Regions from separate parts of the Mus musculus genome. Here region 1 is linked to region 2. The links are chromatin loops, found by intact Hi-C in ENCODE. Cell type or tissue: gastrocnemius. All regions are shown on one strand. Links, peaks and the distances in the headings refer to the core of each region. The heading gives the core; the rest is flanking DNA.

What was found. Hi-C counts contacts between places; a loop is a spot of excess contacts. Peaks named below come from ENCODE experiments on the same cell type or tissue, not always from the same donor. Only the 100,000 strongest peaks of a DNase experiment are listed, where the experiment ranks them.
Region 1: it touches region 2 in a loop (2.1-fold over the local background); 6 of 42 quality-filtered maps call a loop at or near these places.

The regions. Positions count from the first base shown.
Region 1 is chr15:38,446,690-38,457,405 of GRCm38, reverse strand. It overlaps G930009F23Rik (a long non-coding RNA gene), which reads left to right and starts at 1,898. Exons shown (of 6, transcript XR_875184.1): 1 at 1,898-2,303; 2 at 2,591-2,635; 3 at 4,003-4,247; 4 at 6,324-6,449. In gastrocnemius, for the core only: no CTCF peak of the experiment used is centred there; DNase peaks (open chromatin) are centred at 4,408 and 6,184; H3K27ac peaks cover 3,133 bases.
Region 2 is chr15:38,295,297-38,306,012 of GRCm38, reverse strand. Klf10 (Kruppel-like factor 10) reads left to right here and starts at 5,302. Exons shown (of 4, transcript NM_013692.3): 1 at 5,302-5,454; 2 at 8,161-8,391; 3 at 8,486-9,398; 4 at 9,849-10,716. The coding sequence starts at 5,419. The coding sequence ends at 10,108. Gm35248 (a long non-coding RNA gene) reads right to left here and starts at 7,266. Exons shown (of 3, transcript XR_001781645.2): 1 at 7,192-7,266. In gastrocnemius, for the core only: CTCF peaks have their summits at 4,572, 6,038 and 8,559 (motif pointing left); DNase peaks (open chromatin) are centred at 5,220, 6,029, 6,848, 8,565 and 3 more places; H3K4me3 peaks cover 4,588 bases; H3K27ac peaks cover 5,000 bases.

The DNA.
Region 1 (10,716 bases), core at 3,306-8,305, 150 kb before region 2:
GGCTCTCTGAGAGAGAGGTCACTCCCAGACCCATGTGGCATCCTGGAGGCTCATGTTTCTTAACATAAAACATGCCATTCCCAGTCAGGACTGGGTGTGGCTCATGCTTTGACTCCTGGTGGGTGGGGCTTGTGGGCTCCCAGTGACCCATCTGGATGGTGTTTGTCTGTCCTTGCTGAGACCTGATCGGCACAGAAAAATGGGGAGAGGCCAGACAGCCGGTTTCTCTTGCAGATGTGGGTAGTTCTGGTGCCTCTGGACTACACTTTCAATTGTCTACTCCCGTCTCGTCTCCCTTTGTCTGTCTGTCTGTCTCTGTCTTTCACTCATATGGGCACCCATGCATACTCAGAGTCCAAATGAGAGAAGATCTCTAATCAAACTACCCCTAAATCAGCCTTCTCTCCTGCTTTATACCATTGTCATAGAGAAATTAAACTAGGACCCAGAGAAGTAGGCTGTGAACACAGAGTAAGAGTCTGCGCTCTCAGTAATGCTCCTCTGGTGACCAAGGGAACAGACCAGTCAGGAGGTTACAAAACCTTCTGTGGACCTTGTGTGGTTTGTGCTTTCAGGAGAAAGAGTTGGAACAAGGTATCTTGTGACTCCTCAGTTCATAGTTCGGTCTCAAAGCCACAAGAACAGGCAGCCAAGCACCAGAGCCACCTGCCACACAGCTCTGATCCTTGAGTCTTGTTACACAGTTTCTGAGGCCCTGATAATGTACCTCAGGAGTAGCTAACATAGTCCCTCCCTGGACCTCAACTGAGACAGGTTCTTTGAGCATGGAGCCTCAGTCTCTCCAGCACATCTGGCTGTATGAACTGCAAAGACATCTAGTTATTGAACAGACCTTTCTTTTTAAAATCTTATTTATTTTTATGTGTATGGGTGTTTTGTCTGCATATATGACCACATTATGTGTGTGCCCGGTGCCTGCAGAAGTCAGAAGAAGGCGTCAGATCCACTGGAACTGGAGTTACAGATGGTTGTAAACTGCCGAGTGGGTGCTGGGAATTGAACCTGAGGCCTCTGGAAGAGCAACCATTGTTTCTAACTGCAGAGCCATCTCTCCAGCCCCAGTATAAAGCTTTCTTGGGCACCAGCTATGGGCCAATAGACAAAACCTTCAACAGCCAACCCCTGGGGCTTACAGTAGACAGGATGAAGTTTCTCCCTGTACGGGTCAGCTATGGCGCCTCTCACAAGTCCTCAGTCTGGGCCAGCCAGCAGTCCTGTGGGCAGTAGCTTGCAGGGTCGTTTGCTGCTGAGGGCTGTTTGGGAAGATCTGTTCAGTACCTTTCTCAGTTCTGGATGCTTTAGGGTTTGGAGCTTCTGGGCTTGTGGAAGCATCACCTGACCTTGGCTCTACTTCACAATGTGTCTATTGCCACAATGTTTCTTTTCTTTTCCCTTTCTCTCTCTTTCTTTGTCTCTTTCTCCCTTTCTCCCTTTCTCCCACTCTCTCTCTCTCTCTCTCTCTCTCTCTCTCTCTCTCTCTCTCTCTCTCTCCCTCATGTTTTTGTTTTGTTTTATGAGATAAGGTTTCTCTGTGTAGCCTTGGCTCTCCTGGAACTCACTCACTCTGTAGACCAGACTGGACTCAAACTTGGAGATCTGACTACCTCTGCCCACTGAGTGCTGGGATAAAAGGTGTGCACCACCGTACCTGCTGAATTTTTCTTTTTTAGAAGGACAAGGTCAGTGGTGGTGCATGCCTCTAATCCCAGCACTTCGAAGGCAGAGGCTAGCAGGTTTCTGAGTTTGAGACCAGCCTGGTCTACAGTGTGAGTTCCAGGACAGCCAGGGCTACACAGAAAAACCCTGTCTCAAAAACACAAAAAGGAGGAGGGGGGAGGAGGAGGAGGCCATTGCATCAAAGCACCTGCTAGGGCCTCATCCTAATCTGATCATTCACAGGACTGTTTCCCTGAAGGGTGCCTTCTGGGGTGCTGAGGGTTAGATCCCAGTATGCCATTTTAGGGGTGAACATAGTACCTTCTCTAGGGAAGCTTAGGCTGGTGTGGAGCAGAGTGTCGCCCCCAGGACACTTCAGTTTCTGACAAGGTCTTCTGTGAACACCTCTGATTGGTGAAACCAGGTCACATGCCCGCTCCTCGCTGTCTCACTAGCTAGGAATTTTGTGTCTGACTCCTTCCTACCTTGAGGAGGCATGGAAAGTACTGTGGGCTTTCCCCCAGAGCAGGAAGAGCATTCCAACGACTCATCCAAACAAGGCATCAGAAATCCACTGCACAAGGACTTGCAGGTTTCTTCCCAAAGAGTCCCTGAGCCGGAGTGGGGTGAGACAGCAGCTTCGTCTTGTCTCTTCCTTGTGCTGTCCATGCAGCACCTCACATTCAATAAGCATGTTCTATAAGCCAGACAATGTTCTGCCTTTATTACTTATTGGCTATTCTTGTGTGGTACGTGTGTGGGGTTGCTTCTCTTCCTCCATCATCCATTTCAAGGCTCAAACGCAGGCAGCTGGTCTTGGCAGCAATCACCTGTACTCTCTGAGCTATGTCACTGACCCAGTTTCTAATCTCCTGTATTGCCTTTTTTAATCCTTCTCTTGCCCCTTCCACAGATGAGAAGACTGAGGACCAGGAGGACCAGGAACTTAACCTAACAGGTGGGAGAGACACATATGAATCAACAGTTCATGGACAGAGGAAATGAGAGGTGGAGCCAGAACCCTCCTGGCCACTATTCATTGACAGGAGTGAGAGCTGTAAGCTGCTGCCCTGCTGCCCCTGACTGGAATGTCCACTGTGCACCCCTAAACCAAGGCACTCTGTCCAAGTGCTTGAGAGCCCTGAAAGGAGGAGGAGAGAAGGCACCAGAGGGGTGGGGGTGGGAGTCCAGTCTGGAGTCTCTGTCTGCGTAGGTGGCTGAGGAGAGGCTACATCAAAGGGGTGGCTCCTGAACTTCTGACCCTGCTGGGTATTCACAGATGTCTCCCTGCAAGGGCAGGGAGGGTCTCTCGATGGTCCCTTGCCAGGGAGCCACTACACACAGGGCCAGGCTGTCCCCAAGCCTCTTCCCTGAAGACCTAGGAGAGGCCATGTGGCTGAGAGAGTAGGCTTTCTAGCTGAGCTGCATTGAGAATGTGGTTCAGGCTCTTGACATGTCCAGAGACAGAGACCTGGGACCCTGGTCTGTAGAGTTGAGTTTCGAGCCTTACTATGCAAAGAACAGAGCAAGCTGTCATGACTCTGTTTATACCAGGGACATCTGTCATTCCAGGGAGTGCTGGACTCACCCTAGTGCTTGACTTTCCAAAGGAAGCAGGGTGCATGTTAGCATCTTGAGGTTGGGGTTTGTAGTAGCACATGTCTGTCTTTCCTTCCTCCTGTGTGTGTATCCCCTACTGAGGAGGGCAGGAAACAGCAATAAAGGGCCAGGTGTGGTGGCAAGCATTCCCAGTTCTGTTTGGGTTATAGGGCATGAGGGCTTCATGAGCCCAGAAGCTCAGACCTTGCCTGGCAACATAGCTAGCATCATTCCCTTCAGCCTGATTCACAGTCAGGTAAGACTAGAATGCCTTTCTATCCGCCAGCAGTACAGTCCACAACAACATACAGAAATAAGAAAGAGAAGGAAAAAGAAATTATCCGCTGGAAGTCTTTATTATAAACTATGAAATATGAAGTTAATAAAAAGTTGCAGAAATGTTTCCAAAAATCAATAATGTTCCAGAGCTTTAAAACTGGATTAATTTCATAATAACAGAAGAATATTAATGTGTATTGTAGGCTTATTCCTAAGTGTCTCCCCACAAATAAGCAGAGAAGAGGGGCATTTATAGAATTTGAAAATAAAATGAGGTCCTGCCTGAATTTCCAGCCATCCTATTAAATTTGAATTCTTGATAAGCACCAACCCCCTTTTAAACATATGTCTCAAATATTTCATGAGGTGTGTACTGATACTAAAAAAAATTATTTCTCTGATGCTCAAATTTAGTCAGCTACACTGTATTTCTGTTTGCTCCAACAGGTCACCTTAGGTCTGTTCTTGAATCCATCTGAGACGGGGTAGGCAAAGGAGTGAGATGAAGCAGCTGTTGGGCAGACCCTAGGGCCTGCAAGCCTCTGAAGCTGGCCCCAGAGCTGCCACTTGGGGCCTCGGGAGACCCCATACTTCCTCTCAGAGCAGCATCTCCGTGGACAGAGCAGGCTGGCCCCGCAGCTGCAACAGGGAGCCTGCAAAACACCTTCAAACAAGTCAGAAGAGAGGACTAGGTGAGCCAAGAAATGACCCAGTTGACAATCATCACAGGAGAGGCCCGGCTACATGTCCTAGTACACCAGGCCTGATCACAGGTGCCTGGCTCCCTCGGACATGGTGGGCCAGCCTTGCCACCTGCGAGGTTAGTGACACTAAGCCACATCTCCAGTGGCCCAGTAATTCCAAAGCCTTGCTCTGACCTTCCCTTCGGGCCCAGCTGTTCCGCCCATCCCCCACATTCTCTGGCGCTGAGGTCATGGAAACCCCACCCCACCCCCACCCCCGAGGGGAGGGCGCTGCCAGGCTGAAGTGCCAATGTAGGGAGATTAGCTGGGTGACTGGTGGTTTGTGTAGCTGTGGAGGGTTGTGGGTTCAGAGAGAGAGAGAGACAGAGAGGCAGACAGAGAGAGAGAGAGAGAGAGACCTAGGCTCCCTAGAAGCCAAGGAGAGAGTCTAGCAGTCTCTCCAAAACAGGACAAGGCCTTCTCTGAGGACTCCTCTACCCTAGCGTTGTAGGGCAGTTCCTCTGGGTCTTTCTGCTCATGCGTCGCTGGGGGGGCGGGGGGGGGGGACTGCTCCAGGTCCTCTCTGGTGAACAACAGACAGGAGGGGGGCGGGGTGCCGGCCTGCCTGGGAGGAAGAGAAGGAAGAATGGTTTGGCAGCGATGCTTTTAGATCCATTCTAAAAGATGACAAAACCAAGACACAGGAGTCGGGGCTTTCTGCAGTTACCAAATAGTCTGGCTCAGGTTGCCCCAACACTAGAAGCTCGGCCTGTGCCATTCCTCTTTGTTGCTCAGGAAAATTCTGGTTTCCCTCAGAAGGAAACACCTCCTGTCAGCTCTGTCAGGCTATATAGTTATGTCCTCCCAACCCCACTTCCACAAGTTGGTCTATAGCTGTGACATTTCCACTAGAAAATAATGCTGAAAGGAAACCAACCATACTTGTGTGCACACACCAGCAACTCTGTTGGTCCCTCAGCCATCCTCCCACAGAGCGTGGTATACTCTGCGGGCTAGGCTCCAGGGGGTTCTGTGTTGATGACCGTCCCTCCTCTCCGCCCTTGGGGAGTCTCATTTGAGAAATCTTGGCAGCCTGATGACCAATCCCGTAATCTTGTTTATGTGATCAGCTGGGTTTGGTAACATGATGAGATATTTGCCTTCATGGTATCTCCCCGAAAAGGGACTCAAGGGGCTGACCTGCCTGCCCTGTGTCCTCTTCAGTCCTTCATAGAAGGATCAAGCTTCACCCATCTTACTTGCACTGGGATTGCTCAGTCTCTGATGCCCCTGTCACCTCTAACGACTATGCCTCCTCTAAATTATTCCTCACAGTTGATGGCAAGAAATTTCTGGTAGTTCTGTGTGTGATGGAGAGAGACTGAGAGAAAGGGTTGGGGAAGGCTCACGCAGAGATAGGGGAGGGAGGAGATAGCAGTCTTGGGGGGGGCTCATTCAGAGAGAGGAGAGGGGGTAGGGAGCAGGCTGTGGGTGGGTGAGGCTCACTCAGAGAGGAGAGAGGGGGTATGGAGCAGGCTGGGGGGGGAGGCTCACTCAGAGAGAGGGGAGGGAGGGAGCAGGCGGGTGGGGGGGGGGAGGCTCACTCAGAGAGAGAGGAGGGGGTTGGGAGCAGGCTCAGGGGTTCCAGTCTCGTGGGGAGATGGATGCAGGAGGTGACAATGGGAGCCAGGGCCTCCCAGCCCAGTTTGCTTAGAGTCTAGTCAAAGGAGTGTGGGCCACCAAGTCAGGGCCAGTGCTGCAGCACCTCCCAGGCTGAGGGTTTACTAAGCAGCACTTCTGCCATCAGCAACAATTCCCTGTCTCTCTAAACACCCTGCCCACACAGAGCCTTCTCTTACAGTGTGGATTTAGAGCCAGATACAGAGTTCGAATCCCGGCTCTGAAGCTTGCCAGACTTGGAAACATCACTTAATTCTTTCTAAACCTCCAAAGTGAGGTTCTGAGCACCAGCTGTCTGGCTGGCGTGGGGATTATGCCGAAGTCATGACAGCTGGCTGTTTGTCACTGTTCCTAATGTGATGATGTGACAGCTGTCTTTCTTTACCTCTCCTCCCCCATTGTCAGCTGAGTCTCTGCCATCCACAGCCTCAGCAGCACGGAATCCTCAGCAGCACCATCCAACCAGCAAGGTGGTGGTGAGAAGGCAGAGAGAAGCAGAAGGCTCCCATGAAAACAAACCAGAGAACACAGGTGACCTCCCATGCGATTCTGAGGAGCACTGTTGCCACTGACTAGAGGAGAGAAGGGAGGGAGGGCCTCTGGGAGACACAAGACAGAGGCAAAGGTTCAGGTCTCTGATGGGGCCTCCCTTGTTCTGACCCTACAAACATGTGGTAGAGACCTTATTTTGGAAAAGGGACTCTGAAGACATGATTAAATATTTCAGGCTGAGAACATCTTGACTTCTCTGGGTGAACATCAAGTTTAGTGTCACGTGCCCTTGCAGGAGCAGTATAAGGGACTTCACAGGAGGCAAAGCTTTGAGCTAAGCCACTGTGAGCCACAGAAGCTGAGCAGGACCAGAGGGGGTCCTCCTGACCTGACATGCGTGTTTGACCTCTGGCCCCCAGAACACAGAGACAATTTTCTATAGTTTTAACCTTTCAGTCTGGGGCTTTTGTTACAATAGCAACAGGAAACTAACACCAATTTCCACTGCCAGATCCCTTAGAAAAATATCTAGTCAGCTTGGGGATTTACCCTGGTTAGTATTTTTGTCAATCTGACACAAGGTGGAGTCACCCAGAGAAGAGGGACTCAGCTGAGAGAATGCCTCCATCAGACTGCCAGTCCAGTGTGAGAGGACCCAGCATAGCCAGGATAGTGCCACTCCAGGGCCCATGGCCTGAGCATCCTAAGCAAGCAGGCTGACGAGTGATGGGACAGCCCGTGTAAGCTGAGTTCTTTCACAGTCTCCACTTTGGTTGCTGCCAGAGCTCCCAGCCCCACTCCCCTTCGTGATGGACATGAGCTGTAAGGAGGAGTGAGCCCAGTGCTTTGTGTCATGGTGTTTTATGACAGCAAAGGGGAGCAAACTGAGTGTTACAACCCAAGAACACAGAGTGGCTGAAATGACAAAACGCTCAGTTCTGGAGGTCAGGAGTCGAAGCTCAGGTTGGTGCAGGCCTCTCCTGGGCATGCTCTCACGTAGCCTTTAGATGCTGCATGTGCGCAGGCAGCTGATTTGCCTTCTCCTTCAGTTTTGTCTTTTCTTTGAATCATGGTCTCGTTCTGTAGCCCAGGTTTGGCTTCGACTACATTCTTCCTGCTTCTACCATGACACACTTGCCACTGTGTGTGTGATGTCAGAGGACAACTTGAGGGTCAATCCACTCTTTCCCATGCATGGTTTCGGGGGTGGGGATGGGGACTCGAGGTTTGGGAGCAAACACCTTTACCTGATGAGCCACCTACCTTAAGGAACTTGATTTATTTCATTAGTGTATATGTGGGAGTGTGGGAGGGTGTGGAGTGTGGTGTGTGTGTGTGGTGTATGGTGTGTGTGTGTGGTGCATGTGGGATGTATATATATGGTGTGTGTGGCGTGTGTATGGTGTGTATAGTGTGTTTGGTGTATGGGATGTGTGTATGTAATATGTCTCTGTGTGTGGTGTGTGTATGGTATGTGTGTGCATTGTGTGTGGTGTATGTGGTATATGGTGTGTGTGGTGTGTTTGCGGTGTGTGTGGGTACAGGCACATATGGATCACTGTACACGTGTGGAGGTCTGAGGCAGGCTTTCAGGAGTCAGCTGTCTCCTGTCACTGAGCATCTGGGATATAACCCAGGCTGTCGAGCTTTTGAGGTAAAACCTTCCGCACCAAGCTTCATGCAGGACCAGCTGTGGCACGATCCTGGACGGGTTCTCTGTTGTGGAAAGGAGGTCTCAACAGCAATGGTCACCACTCCATCTGATCCATCCTTAGCCAAGCACAGACATGTCTCGCCTTATAATCAAAGCACTGAAGAGTGGAGGCAGGAGGATTTCTCTGTCCAACCAGCCTAGAGTCCCAGGTCCCCAAAGCACAGTGGACAGCTCCTCAGGCACAGTACCTGAGGTTGACCTCTGGCCTACACACACACACACACACACACACACACACACACACACACACACACACACACACACACACAAACACACACACACACACACACACACACCATCTCAAACTGTCTCCAGACTCATGGGAATGTGACTTCTTTATACCCCGATTCCAGGCGATCCTGTCTGAGGATCCTGTCTGAGGATCCTGTCTGGCCTTGCGTTCACCAAGGCCTGGCAATGAATTAGTGCATTTGCATTGACTTAATTTGTAGGGCTGCTTGTTTCTGAGTGCTGCTGGCTTCACTGCCCCAGACCCTCCTCAGAAGCATAAGTCTCCAAAGGTGCTCAGCACTGCCCCCCACACAACCACTTTCCCACAGAGGAGATTCTGCAAGCTGAGAGATACATATGAGCCAATCATCTCAGCTATAGGGGAGGGAACTTCGAGGACAGGAGAGCAAGACTGTCCTCTCTAGGCTAGCTCAGCAGCCTGCTGCTGCCTCTGACTATGCTTGAGAGGCCGTGTGCCCTGCCCCAGGGAAAATGGTGGCCGAGTCGCAGCTCTGGCCTCTGCTTCCCCTTATCTGTCTGGGGAGGAGGCAGGGGGTCTCTCAGAATTTGCTGAAGAGAGACAGCAGATCGTTAAAAACCTGCTCCCAGAAGGAGATGGAGAGAAGGCTCGGCAGTTAAGAGCAGTTGCTGCTCTTGCGCAGGATCCAGATTTGGTTCTCAGTCCCCATAGAGCTCCTCACAAGCCTAGGACTCCAGGTCCAGGAGAGTCCAGACTCTCTTCTGGCCTCCTTGGCACTGCAAGCACGTGGTGTGTGTATATACATGCAGTCAAACTACTCACATACATAAAAGTAAATACTTTTTTTTTTTTTGGAGTCAGAGTCTCACTGTATAACACTGACTAGTCTGGAATTCACTGTGAAGACCAGGCTGGCCTCAAGCTCACATAGATTTGCTTGCCTCTGTTTCCCAAATGCTGGGCTTAAAGAAATTCATTACTACGCTGGGCACTATATATGTGTGTGTGTGTGTGTGTGTGTGTGTGTGTGTGTGTGTGTGTATGAACCTGCTTATAAAATTCATCTAGGGTTACAGTGTGGCTCACTGGTAGGCCCTACCTTCAGCACTACCCACACAAAAAGCCCTCAAATCCCTCCCCACCAAACCACACCAGAAAGTGGTCCAACATAGACGGAAAAACACACAGTTTAGGGGTAGCTCTGTGGATAAAAGCACTTGCCATGCAAACCTAGTGACGCGGGACCTATTCCCTTCCCAGGGCCTTTCCGGATGGAGGGAACTGTGGAGTTGTCTTCTGACTTCCACATGTGCACAGTGGCCCCTCCCCATCACACAAATACAAACAAAAAATAAATATTTAAAAAATGTGCAATGCTTAAAATAATAATATCCTTGGGTATGGCAACTAAGAACAAAGTACACTGGGATATAATGAACACTTAAAAAGTAATAAAAATGAAACTGATAATATCCCTAAGAGATTTCTAATTGAATCTTATTCCTAAATTTGAATTGCTGCTATGCTCAGGTTAGACGTCACCACAAAATGCTCTTGTGTTTGTCTGATCTTCACACCATGACCACGGCCTTCACTGGTGGTGTTCTGACGCAGCTGGGAGAAACAGGCTCCTGGGCCACTTTACTCTTTCTCGGTGCAGCTTGCTAGGGCAGACAGCTGGGCAGGCCAAGGTCCACGGGACAGACGCTGTCTGGTTCAGTGCAGCTCTGCTGTTCCCAGCAAGGAGGCAGGCTGTGCAGTGTGTGTGTTCAGATTGGGTGGAGAGCAATGTAGCTCAAGGCCTTATACCAGGATCTCTGTGGCAAGAAGCAGTTCTGTAGAGGTTGCTTTAACCTGACCCAGGTTTCTACCCTGCTTGAGTTCCCAGATTAACACACACACACACACACACACAGGTGATAATTTGTTTTTTAAGGAGACAATGAGCTAGCTGAGCACAAGAATCATTGCTCCTGCTTCCTGGCTGTGGACACATGTGCTACCATCTGGTCACTGTGCCTTCTCTGCCATGCTGGGTTGTGCCCCCCAGGGCTGTGAGCCAGAACAAACCCTTTCTTCTTTAAGTTGCTTTTCCCAGGTGTGCTGCTGCAGAAATGAGACAAGTGACTGATACCTCTTCCAAGGCTCCCAGAGGGCTGAATCAAAAAGGGTGAGCTCTGGCAACTGAGCAGCACAGACTGAGGCAGAGGACTGCTCCAGCCATGCTGGAGTTACAACGTGCAGGGTCTCAGTGTGAACACAGTGGAACTCCAGGTCACACTCAGCTCTGATGAAGGGTGTTGTGTGATACTTGGGGTGATGTCAGTGCAGTAAGGGCAGGTGCTGGACACAACAGACAGATGCTGTGCATGGGAGACAGG
Region 2 (10,716 bases), core at 3,799-8,798:
CAGGTGACAAACAACTGTCCCTAACTCCAGCTCCAAGGAATCCATTGCCCTCTTGTGGCCACTGCCCCCTCCCATAAACATAGTTTTTAAAAATGACAAACCACCTTCTTCTTCTTCTTCTTCTTCTCCCACCTTCTTCTTCTTCTTCTTCTTCTTCTTCTTCTTCTTCTTCTTCTTCTTCTTCTTCTTCTTCTTCTTCTTCTTCTTCTTCTTCTTCTTCTTCTTCTTCTTCTTCTTCTCCTCCTCCTCCTCCTCCTCCTCCTCCTCCTCCTCTTCTCCTCCTCCTCCTCCTCCTCCTCCTCCTCCTCCTCCTCCTCCTCCTCTTCTTCTTCTTCTTCTTCTTCTTCTTCTTCTTCTTCTTCTTCTTCTTCTTCTTCTTCTTCTTCTTCTTCTTCTTCTTCTCCTCCTCCTCCTCCTCCTCCTCCTCCTCCTCCTCTTCTCCTCCTCCTCTTCTTCTTCTTCTTTTCTTCTTCTTCTTCTTCTTCTTCTTCTTCTTCTTCTTCTTCTTCTTCTTCTTCTTCTTCTCCTTCTCCTTCTTCTCCTTCTCCTCCTCCTCCTCCTCTTCTCCTCCTCCTCCTCTCCTCCTCCTCCTCTTCTTCTTCTTCTCTTCTTCTCCTTCTTCTTCTCTTCTTCTCTTCTTCTTCTTCTTCCTTCTTCTCCTTCTTCTTCTTCCTCCTCCTCCTCCTTCTTCTTCCTCCTCCTCCTCATCTTCCTCTTCCTCCTCCTCTTCTTCTTCTTCCTCCTCCTCCTCCTCCTCCTTCTTCTTTCCGAGACAGGGTTTCTCTCTGTAGCCCTGGCTGTCCTGGAACTCACTTTGTAGACCAGGCTGGTCTCGAACTCAGAAATCCGCCTGCCTCTGCCTCCCAAGTGCTGGAATTAAAGGCGTACACCACCATGCCCGGACTTCTTCTTTTTTAATAAAGCCAATTTGACCATGGCTTTCTGTCCTCCACAACCCATGACTTTTCTGTGGTCCCTTCTTCCGGTAACGATGTCTCTCTCGTTAGATCTAGTGAGTATGTTTCCTCACCCCATATCCAGTAAGCAAGTTACATCTTTGCCCCAGCCTCTCCAACCTGCTTCTCCTTCCTTTCTTTAGGCTTCATTTTGTCACCTTTGCCTCCACACTGGTGTTAGCTCCCACTCCTCAAGTCCATCCTCCATACTGGGCTAGAACGGCAACCTATGCAGCCATCCCTGCTAACACTTATCCTTGCCGACCCTGGGAGCAACATTCTCTTACATCCCTTCAGTGACGTACACATCCTCCTTCTGCCTCTCAAGTGTGTGGATCCTATTGTTAAAGCATATACTGAGTAGCTGGCAGTCCCTGCTCCACAGGCTTTGAGAATTAACTCAGGGAAGCCCTTCTGACACTGCTCTAAGCACCTCCAAAATCACCTGCGCACCAGCTCTCTTAGTATCTTCCAGAATGTAGCAATGGCTACAGTTACCAGCTTCTCCCACTATCCTAGAAGTTCCTTCAACACAGGGAATGTTTTTATGATGGTTCTCCAGTGTTCACTAATGCCTGACATGTGGTACAGCCAAAAAGGGATGAACAAGGATGAGACTTGGTGACTGTACAGAGCAAAGAGAAGCTCGCTGGTAGGTACAATGTGTTCTAAGATCAGTATCTGAACTGGGGAGTCTCTATCTTCAATATTCTGACTGAAGGGAAACCAACACCATTAGCAATAAGGGTCAGCATCTGAGGTATCACTTCCTACAGCCAAATTAAGTCTCCTCTCTTATTCATGCCCAAGATGACTACATCTATGAAGGGCCTTGTAACAGCACAATCTAAGAGAAGGGTTTGGAAGGACTCGTACTTCCACTCACATATTGGCCCACATTGTCTGCAATCCCATGGGGTCTTCAGAAACAATCTAGTATTTTATTTAATTCATTGGGAAAAATGTATCAAGTACCTATTAAAGAACAAATAGTAAATAAGAAAGATAACTATGGAACTGGGCACAACAGCTCATGTCGGTGATCACAGCACTTCAGGAGCTGAGGCAGGAGGCTTGCTGAGAGTTCCAGGCCAGCTTGAGTGTATATATGAAGGGACATTATGAAATGACCACTGTCTTATAGGAGTTTAGATCTGAGTGGGGTGTGGGCAGGATTCAATACTATAAAAGGGTTTTGCAATAACATATATATATATATATATATATATATATATATATATATATATATCTCCTTACTTATAACATTGCTTTGGAGGAGAGGCAGGCAAATAATTCAGCCTGGAGCTATCAAGGAAGGCTTCACCAACATGGCAAGGAAACACTGAAACCAGAGAGAAAAGGGGCCTTCAGAAAAAAAAAAAAAAAGCATCTCTTCCAAGAGAGTCTAGCCTCTCTTTGCACCAAGTCTTGTGTCATTCCATAGCCTGTAAATTCTTCAGTAGTCAGTCTCCACCTGAAACTATGTAGCCCAGGCTGGTCTCATTTATGACAATCTTGTCTTAGCCTCCCATGTGGCACACCCTTGTGATCCCAGTAGTTGGCAGATAAAGGCAGAAGATTCAAGAGCTCGAGACCAGTCTACTGGCCGGCCTAGAATACGCAGATGCTCAATAACATTGGTTGAATGCATCAGTGAACAGAGGCCTGAAGGACAGTGCTTATTGAATGGGGGTGTGGCATGGAGATGTATGCACTGTATGATGGCTCTGGGCAAGGGAAGAACTTACTAAAAGGCTGAAAAGTTGAATGAGTAGCTGGAGACCCCTAGCTCATAAAGGGGTAGCCTTTTATCTCCCGATAACAATAGACAAAGGTAATTTATTTAAGTAGGGATTGTTGTGATCTTAAGTTTAAGCATGGCATCTGGGCTCTGGAAAACAAGTTGTGATGTGGGTGGATGTCCTGGGATTACAGACAGAAATAGCTTCGTGCAAGCTAGAGGTGAAACACTGAGCCAAGTGCCTGCCTGGTGCCCATTAGCCCAGTACTTGGGAGGCTGTGGCAGGAGGGTTGTCTAGGTAGCCAGGGCTACACAGAATTTGTCAGCCAGCCAGGGCTGCATAGTGAGACCCTGTTACTGAAGACAAAATGGGGGGAGGGGGGTGAAGACAGGCAGACAGAGTACCTTGTAAAACAAACAGTAAGTAGGTGTTTCTGAGGCAAAGCTGTCTAGAGCTGGGGACTAACTAGATCTCACTTAAGTTTTTGAGGGAGGGAGGCAACTGTGGCTAGACTGGCAATGATCACCCCTTAAGACCACAAAGAAAGAGGAGTTTTAGATTTGGCGATATTAGGTCTGAAGTGCCTGGGGAAGGCTTTCTCTGAATCTCCAGGTCACCACTACCCAGTTTCTCCTACCCCTTTCTCTCCTCTTTCCTGCTGTGATCACTCCAAGTCCCAAACGCTCCTTACAACTCAGCCTGCAGAGTGGGTGTGGGGGCACCACGCCAGACACAGGGTTCAGGCTTGGTGGGTCTGGCTGTGACCTCTCCCGGAGGCGGCTCCCTGACAGGAAGGCAGGCAGGCAGGCCTGCCACTGGGCACACACAAGAGCTTCCTGCGCTGCAGCAGGTGCCCAGGCCAGCTGCTCCAGCCCTTCAGACTCAGATCAACAGGATGGGCCAGCCCAAGCGGAAGGAAGCCTGCAGGGAAGGACACTCCTGCAGACAGAAGCAGGGCACCGGGTGGAGAGAGGCAGGAAGAGCTGCCTGGGTTGCTGAGTTGGCGCTCCTCCAGCGGATTCAGAGCAGGCAGTGACAGGAGGCCATTCAGTCATCTTCCCCCACTCCCACCCCCACCCAGGGCTTCTCTGGCCCACGTTATTATCATTACATTTGTTGCTGGCTGGCTTTAGGTATACCAGAAGGAACCATCAGATAGATGTTGGTAGAGCTGGAGGCCTCTAAAACAAATTCCCTCCTTTACCTAGTCTGTGGTGACTGAGAAAGGGCACCTGCTTTAGCCCTTTTAGCCCAGCAGGCTGAAAAAGCCCACAGGAGGGCAGTGACTTTTGTCTCATGATCTGCCTGTCCCAGGGAGAAGATAAAAATCTCTAGTTTGCTTTAAGCCCCGTTATCACTCCCTCCGGCTCCAACAGCTGCCGTGAACCCGCACAAACGGGCGAGGGGGCGGGGCAATAGGGCGCCAACGAGGAGCCAAGAGCTCTCAGACTAGGAGGCTACAGCCTCAGCCGGGCTGCTGCACCCACAAGCTGGCTTCCCTAAGAAGCTCAGCTTGCCCTCAATCCCTGGAGCGGTGGAGGGGGCAGGGACAGGAACTCGATGTTTGACCGGGTCAGGAATCCCACCTGCAAGCATGCTTTCCTCACCCCATCCCCTCAAGCGGTTTCTTGGTAGGGCGTCGGCGAAGACTGTGGTCCCGCGGGTGGGGGAAGTGGAGTCCACCTTGGAAATAGCTCGAACATTGTATTTTAAACTTCAACTACATCAAACTCAAACTCGATTCTGCCACCGAGCGTCGGGTCTGGGGCTCCCTGCCACGCCACTAGCTCTTTGGTACCGGCTTCCCTTAGTCCCCACTCCAACCGCCCAGAAGGACGGGAGGGACGCGCAGAGGCGGGCCCTGCTGCTAGTGCCTGTGCTGCAGATGGGAGGACGAGCCAGCGCCTGCCGCCTTGGGCGTGGGCGGTGAGTGCGAGCAGGTGTCTGTTCCGTGACAGGGCTCCCGCCGCCACCATCTCGCCCTGGTTCTCCCCAGTCCTCCGGCTTAGAGTGACAAAACCCGGCAAATGCTCAGAAATGCCGCTCAGTGGTTCATCCATCCCTTGCTTCCACGCAAGACCCACGAGAACCACGCTGCCAAAGAACGTCTGGTGGCTCGGAGCCGCGCTCGCAGCCTCCGCCTCCGCCTCCTGCTCGGGGTCCCGCCCACTCCCTGGCGGGCCCAGACGCTGTGGGCGCGAAGGGGACTGGGCGGAGCGGGCTTCCCTTCCCACCCCCCACGTGGGGCCGGCTCTCCGCAAAGCCTAGTCGCCGCCACCGCGCCTCCCAGCTATGCCCCGCCGCCGGCGCCGCCCCCGGGCATGGGCGGAGGACTGAAGGCTAGGGTTGGGCGAGGGGCGTCACGGAGTCAGGTGGTCCCCGGAGTTCCCCGGGGCTGGACCGAGGGAACACGGTGCCTCGGGTTGTGTACACGCTCCACTGACAGAGCCTCTTGCAGCCGGGCAGCCGCTGATCACGCGTGGCTCTGCCAGCTCATTGGCTGAGGCCTCACACACCTTTGCCGCTGATTGGTCGACACTAGGCCCCGCCCTCTACCCCGCCCGCGGCGCGGGGCAGGCAGAGCGGCTACCTGCACGGGGAGGGGGGCAGACAGCGCGGAGCGCGGTGGCGTCGACGTCTAGTGTCTCAGTGCTCCCGTCTGTGGCTAACTAAGCAGCCAGCAGCCAGGCAGCTCGCGACCTGCGGCCAGGCAGCCAACCATGCTCAACTTCGGCGCTTCTCTCCAGCAAGCTTCGGTAAGTTACCTGAGGATGCTGGTCCTTTCCTGCCGGTCAGTGTAGGGGAGCCAGCCGGAGCGCGAAGCATGAGCCCCTAAATAAGCCACGCCTGAGAACCCAGGCTGCAGCGGGGTCTTGCAAGGGATTTCCTCCCTGCAGGCTGGAATATCATCGAGGGCATGTGCAAAAAAAAAAAAAAAAAAAAAAAAAAAAAAAAAGGGTCGGAAGAAGCCTGGGACCTGGACCAGGGGAGAGCGATCCTGGGTATCCAGGAGACAAGGAGGACTCTCAGGGAGACCCCAGGAGACGAGTGAGCTGGAGGGGCTGTCTCCCTGGAAGCGCGGTTTAGATGGAGGGGGCGCCCTGCACCTGGCTCTGGCGGGAGATGCCCCTGTCTGCACCAGGAATGCGACCCGGGGTGACAAGGACTACTCACGGTCTGCCTAGCCGAGAGGAGGGCGCCTGCTCTTCGGGGGAGGGGGAAACCCTGCCAGGTGGAGACCGCGGGGCTGGGCTAGCCCGGGGCTGGGGGAGGGGATGGCCGGCTTCGCGCGGGGTATGGAAGGCACGCGGACTCTGCGGCCGCCAGGGGAGCCGCGGCGCCCCCGCAGACGTCGGGAGGGGACTCCCCATCCGAGGCGGAGGCAGGTGGCTGCCTATAGATTACTCTTGGCAGGGGGCAGGGTCCTGCCTTGGAGCCCGACAGCTTGGCGGGGGAGTCGGGACCGCGAGACGCGGGGGCCGCGTGTCGAGGCGGGAACCGTGGGGCCGCGCGCCTGGAGCCCGTGCTGTGGGCGCCGCACGTCTGGGAGCCTGCAGAGACTGCTTGCGGGGGCTCAGGCTGCCGGAAACAGCAGTCGGACGAATGCTGCAGATGCGGGTAGGCTGAGGTCCCGCGGGCCGAGTGGGCGGAGTGCCCCAGGCTCCGGCCGCTCCCCGGAGGCGGCGAGCAGGAGGAGGGCGGCGGTCGGGCTTCCGCGGGGACCCGGCCCCACCTCCCGCAGCCGAGGCGGAGGCCAGGGATGGGCGGCGAACGGGTGCACCCGGGGAGCTTCTCGTCCCCGAGTGACCCAGCCCCGGCCTCCGCCAGGGGCGGGAACGAGGCCCGGCCCTGCTGTCGGTTCCTAAGGGAACCGCGGCTCGGAGGAGGTGGAAGGGGCGGGCGACTCGGGAGCCGACACCGCCCAGCCCTCGCGCCGCCCGGCGCGCACTGGCGAGCGGTTGGCGGCGGCGCCCGCGGCCCCTCCCCGGCCGAGCGGGGGCGGGGGCCCGTGCTCAGGAAGTAGGGGAAAGGTGACGGCGCGGCAATTCCCAGTTCACGTTTCCTGCGCCGCCCGGAGCAGTCGCTGATCACGCTTTGTTCACATGCCTCGCCCCCTCCTCCTCGCGCCCCCACCCTGCCCGCCCAGCCAATCCGGACGCGGGCCGCGGGCCGGCCGGCCAATGGCAGGGGCGGGGCGCGGGGACGTGCGCGCGGCGGGCAGTGTTCCCGGTGACTCACCCGCCAGCCTCATTGAGGTTAGGGCGGCCCCATCGGTCGGTCCCCGCCAGCGAGGATCTCCCCCGCCGGCCTCCCGCGCCCCGCCCCGCCCCGCCCCGCCTCGCTTCTGCCTCCACCCGGCTTCCCTTTCCTGCCTCGCACCAGCTCTTCGCTCCCTCCCGGCTTCCCCTCCCGGCTCACATTCTTCACCCCTGGCTGCCTTTTTTCCCACCCCTCTTTCTTTGAGTTGGTGACTATAGGCTTTTTACACTTACAGTCTTCATCCATTGCAGCTTACATAAAGGCGCGAACGATTATGCAATTACATTGTTAGTGATGTTTCAAGAACCGTGTCTTGTTTTCCCACACTCAGCAGGAAGATAGGCATTTTTAGAAAAGCGTTAAGATTATCATTGCCATTTTATTTATGTATTAGGTTTTTGCTTTGTCTTTATGAGTTCAGGCTGGCCCTGAACTAGTTATATAGCCAGAGTTGGCCTGGAGCCTTATATTCCAGGCTCCCCCACTTTATGAGGCTTTTCATAATTTTTGCAACCTCTACTTTAACCAGAAGAATTTGGAAGTTCTTTTTAAGAGGAAAGTAGAGATGGTTGGTGATTCTTTTGAAATTCAGGTCATGGAACTTTTAATGTGAGACATTAGGTCGAAGGTGTTGCACACAGAGCATGATCGGTTATCAAATCATGTTTTAATTAAATTAAAACCAACTTGTACTCGGGGTTTTTTGTTTGTTTGTTTTTGCATATCCCAAGAACATATTTTATGCCTGTCTGGTCCCTTATGGTACAGAAAAGCATTGTGTTTAATAAATCTGATAAAAATCATAGATATTAAGAGATTGAGACTTGACCAAAATAAAATATTTTTTTCCTCTTTGGTTGCTTTGTGTGTTTTGCATTTTGAGATGCAACTTCCAACTTCTTGGCCTCCACATTCCTGAGATTATACATGTATCCCACCATGCCTGGCTGTATTTGTGTGTGTCCACTTATTTTACTCAATCTCCACCGTATGTGATGAAGTTACCAATTTCAGACTTTAGGTAACTAGATACCACTTTAACCTGGAAGTAGTTTAAGTCAAATTACATTTTAAGACATTCGTCTTAATTCCCTTACTGGTAATAAGGTGGCCTTTAACCTTGAAATAAAATAGCAAGCATTGGGCATTCCTGCGGTTTGGATAACCAGATAACTGATTAGCTTCAACTTTTGTTTTTGTAGGAGGGGAAAATGGAACTAATTTCTGAAAAGCCCAGAGAGGGGATGCATCCCTGGGACAAAGCTGAGCAGAGTGACTTTGAAGCGGTGGAAGCGCTCATGTCCATGAGCTGCGACTGGAAGTCTCATTTCAAGAAATACCTTGAAAACAGGCCTGTCACACCAGTGTCTGATACCTCCGAGGATGACAGCTTGCTTCCAGGGACGCCTGACCTTCAGACAGTCCCAGCATTTGTAAGTATTTTCAGTGGGTAGAAGTGACAGCATTTTTTAAGAGTTTACATAATGGACCTCTAATTCCTCTCCTTGCTTGTGTTTGTATTTGTAGTGTTTAACGCCACCTTACAGCCCCTCTGACTTCGAACCCTCCCAAGGGTCAAATCTGACTGCATCAGCGCCATCTACTGGCCACTTCAAATCTTTCTCCGATGCTGCCAAGCCTCCAGGCGCCACTCCTTTCAAAGAGGAGGAAAAGAATCCTTTAGCTGCCCCTCCTCTTCCTAAGGCTCAAGCCACCAGTGTCATCCGTCACACAGCTGATGCCCAACTGTGCAACCACCAGTCCTGCCCCGTGAAAGCAGCTAGCATCCTCAACTATCAGGACAATTCTTTCCGGAGAAGAACCCACGGAAATGTTGAGGCTACTCGAAAGAACATACCCTGTGCTGCAGTGTCACCAAACAGATCCAAGCCTGAGCCCAGCACAGTGTCCGATGGTGATGAGAAGGCGGGCGCTGCACTATATGACTTTGCTGTGCCTTCCTCAGAGACAGTAATTTGTAGGTCTCAGCCAGCTCCTTCGTCCCCAGTGCAGAAGTCAGTACTGGTGTCTTCACCTACAGTATCCACTGGGGGAGTGCCACCCCTGCCTGTCATCTGCCAGATGGTTCCCCTTCCTGCCAACAACTCTCTTGTTAGCACAGTTGTCCCCAGCACTCCTCCTAGCCAGCCACCAGCTGTCTGCTCACCTGTGTTGTTCATGGGCACTCAGGTGCCTGAGGGCACCGTCGTGTTTGTGGTACCCCAGCCCGTTGTGCAGAGCCCAAGGCCTCCAGTGGTGAGCCCCAGTGGCACCAGACTGTCTCCCATTGCCCCTGCTCCTGGATTCTCTCCTTCAGCAGCAAGGGTCACTCCTCAGATTGACTCGTCCAGAGTAAGAAGTCACATCTGTAGCCACCCAGGGTGTGGCAAGACTTACTTTAAAAGTTCCCATCTGAAGGCCCACGTGAGGACACACACAGGTACTGACCGAGTGGGCTCTGTCTTTGAAGTGGGTGTGTATGTGGAGTTAGACTGTGGACACAAATGCAAGGGAGGGTGAGGTAGATGACTCATTGTCTTTAAAATTAGTCAGTTTGTCCCTAGGCCTGGTGCCACACCCTTGTAATCCCAGCACTTGGGAATTGGAGGCAGAGGAAGCAGCACATCTGGTAATATATACATGATATATATGTATTTATTACATTATTTATTCAGGCGGGGTTTCTTTGTGCAGCCCTGGCTACCCTGGAACTCAGTCTGTAGACCAGGCTGATCTTGAACTCAGATTTCTTTCTGCCTCTATCTCCAGAGTGCTGGGATTAAAGGTGTGAACCATGGCGCCAAGCTTTGATAATTTATGAACTGACCAGCTTTCAATTTTAAACTCTGTGCGTCAATGTATAGTAACCATCTGGCTTTCTTTGCTTCAGGGGAAAAACCTTTCAGCTGCAGCTGGAAAGGCTGTGAAAGGAGGTTTGCTCGCTCCGATGAACTGTCCAGACACCGGCGGACACACACAGGTGAGAAGAAGTTTGCCTGTCCCATGTGTGACCGTCGGTTTATGAGGAGCGACCATTTAACCAAGCATGCCCGACGCCACCTATCAGCCAAGAAGCTGCCAAACTGGCAAATGGAAGTTAGCAAGTTAAATGACATTGCTCTGCCTCCGACCCCTGCTTCCGCACAGTGACGGCCAGAAGATGGAGACGCAGAATAAACTTTGGTCAGAGTCAGGAGCCAGTGATGGTGTCAAGTGCTTCTGCAAGGCTGTGGCCCTCCAAAAGGGCCTAAAGTAGAAGCCCTGGCCTGGGGGAGGCCCCGCCTGGGTGAAATGACAAGAAGTGCTTCAGCCACAGGCAGGTCACAGAGGACAGGGCTCAGTTCTTACCACAGAGAGAGAGGAGAACCCTTTTATTCCTCCCTTATTTTAGTCTGGAAAGTTTCGGCTGAGGTGAGCGCAGCACAGGTTTTGAATCACATACACATTGGGGACTTTGTTTTTGCCATTTATACTTGAGACCAGCTTTGCAGTGTGATTCTTTCAAAGGATTGGTTTCAAGAATATAGAGGCTGGAAATTACGGTACAGAAATGGAGCTAGAAAATGAGTTTGTGTTACACAGAGATGTCATCTTCTCCTAGAGTTATCTTGTTTCTTATTCCTAGTCTTTCCAGTCAAATCCGTGGATGTAGCTAAGTATATCTAAAACTCATTTTTCCACTATTGTTGGTATTTGAAGTTGAACAGCTGTACATTGCTGTGGGGGAGCCAAAGGATTGGAACCCTCATTAATTTAAT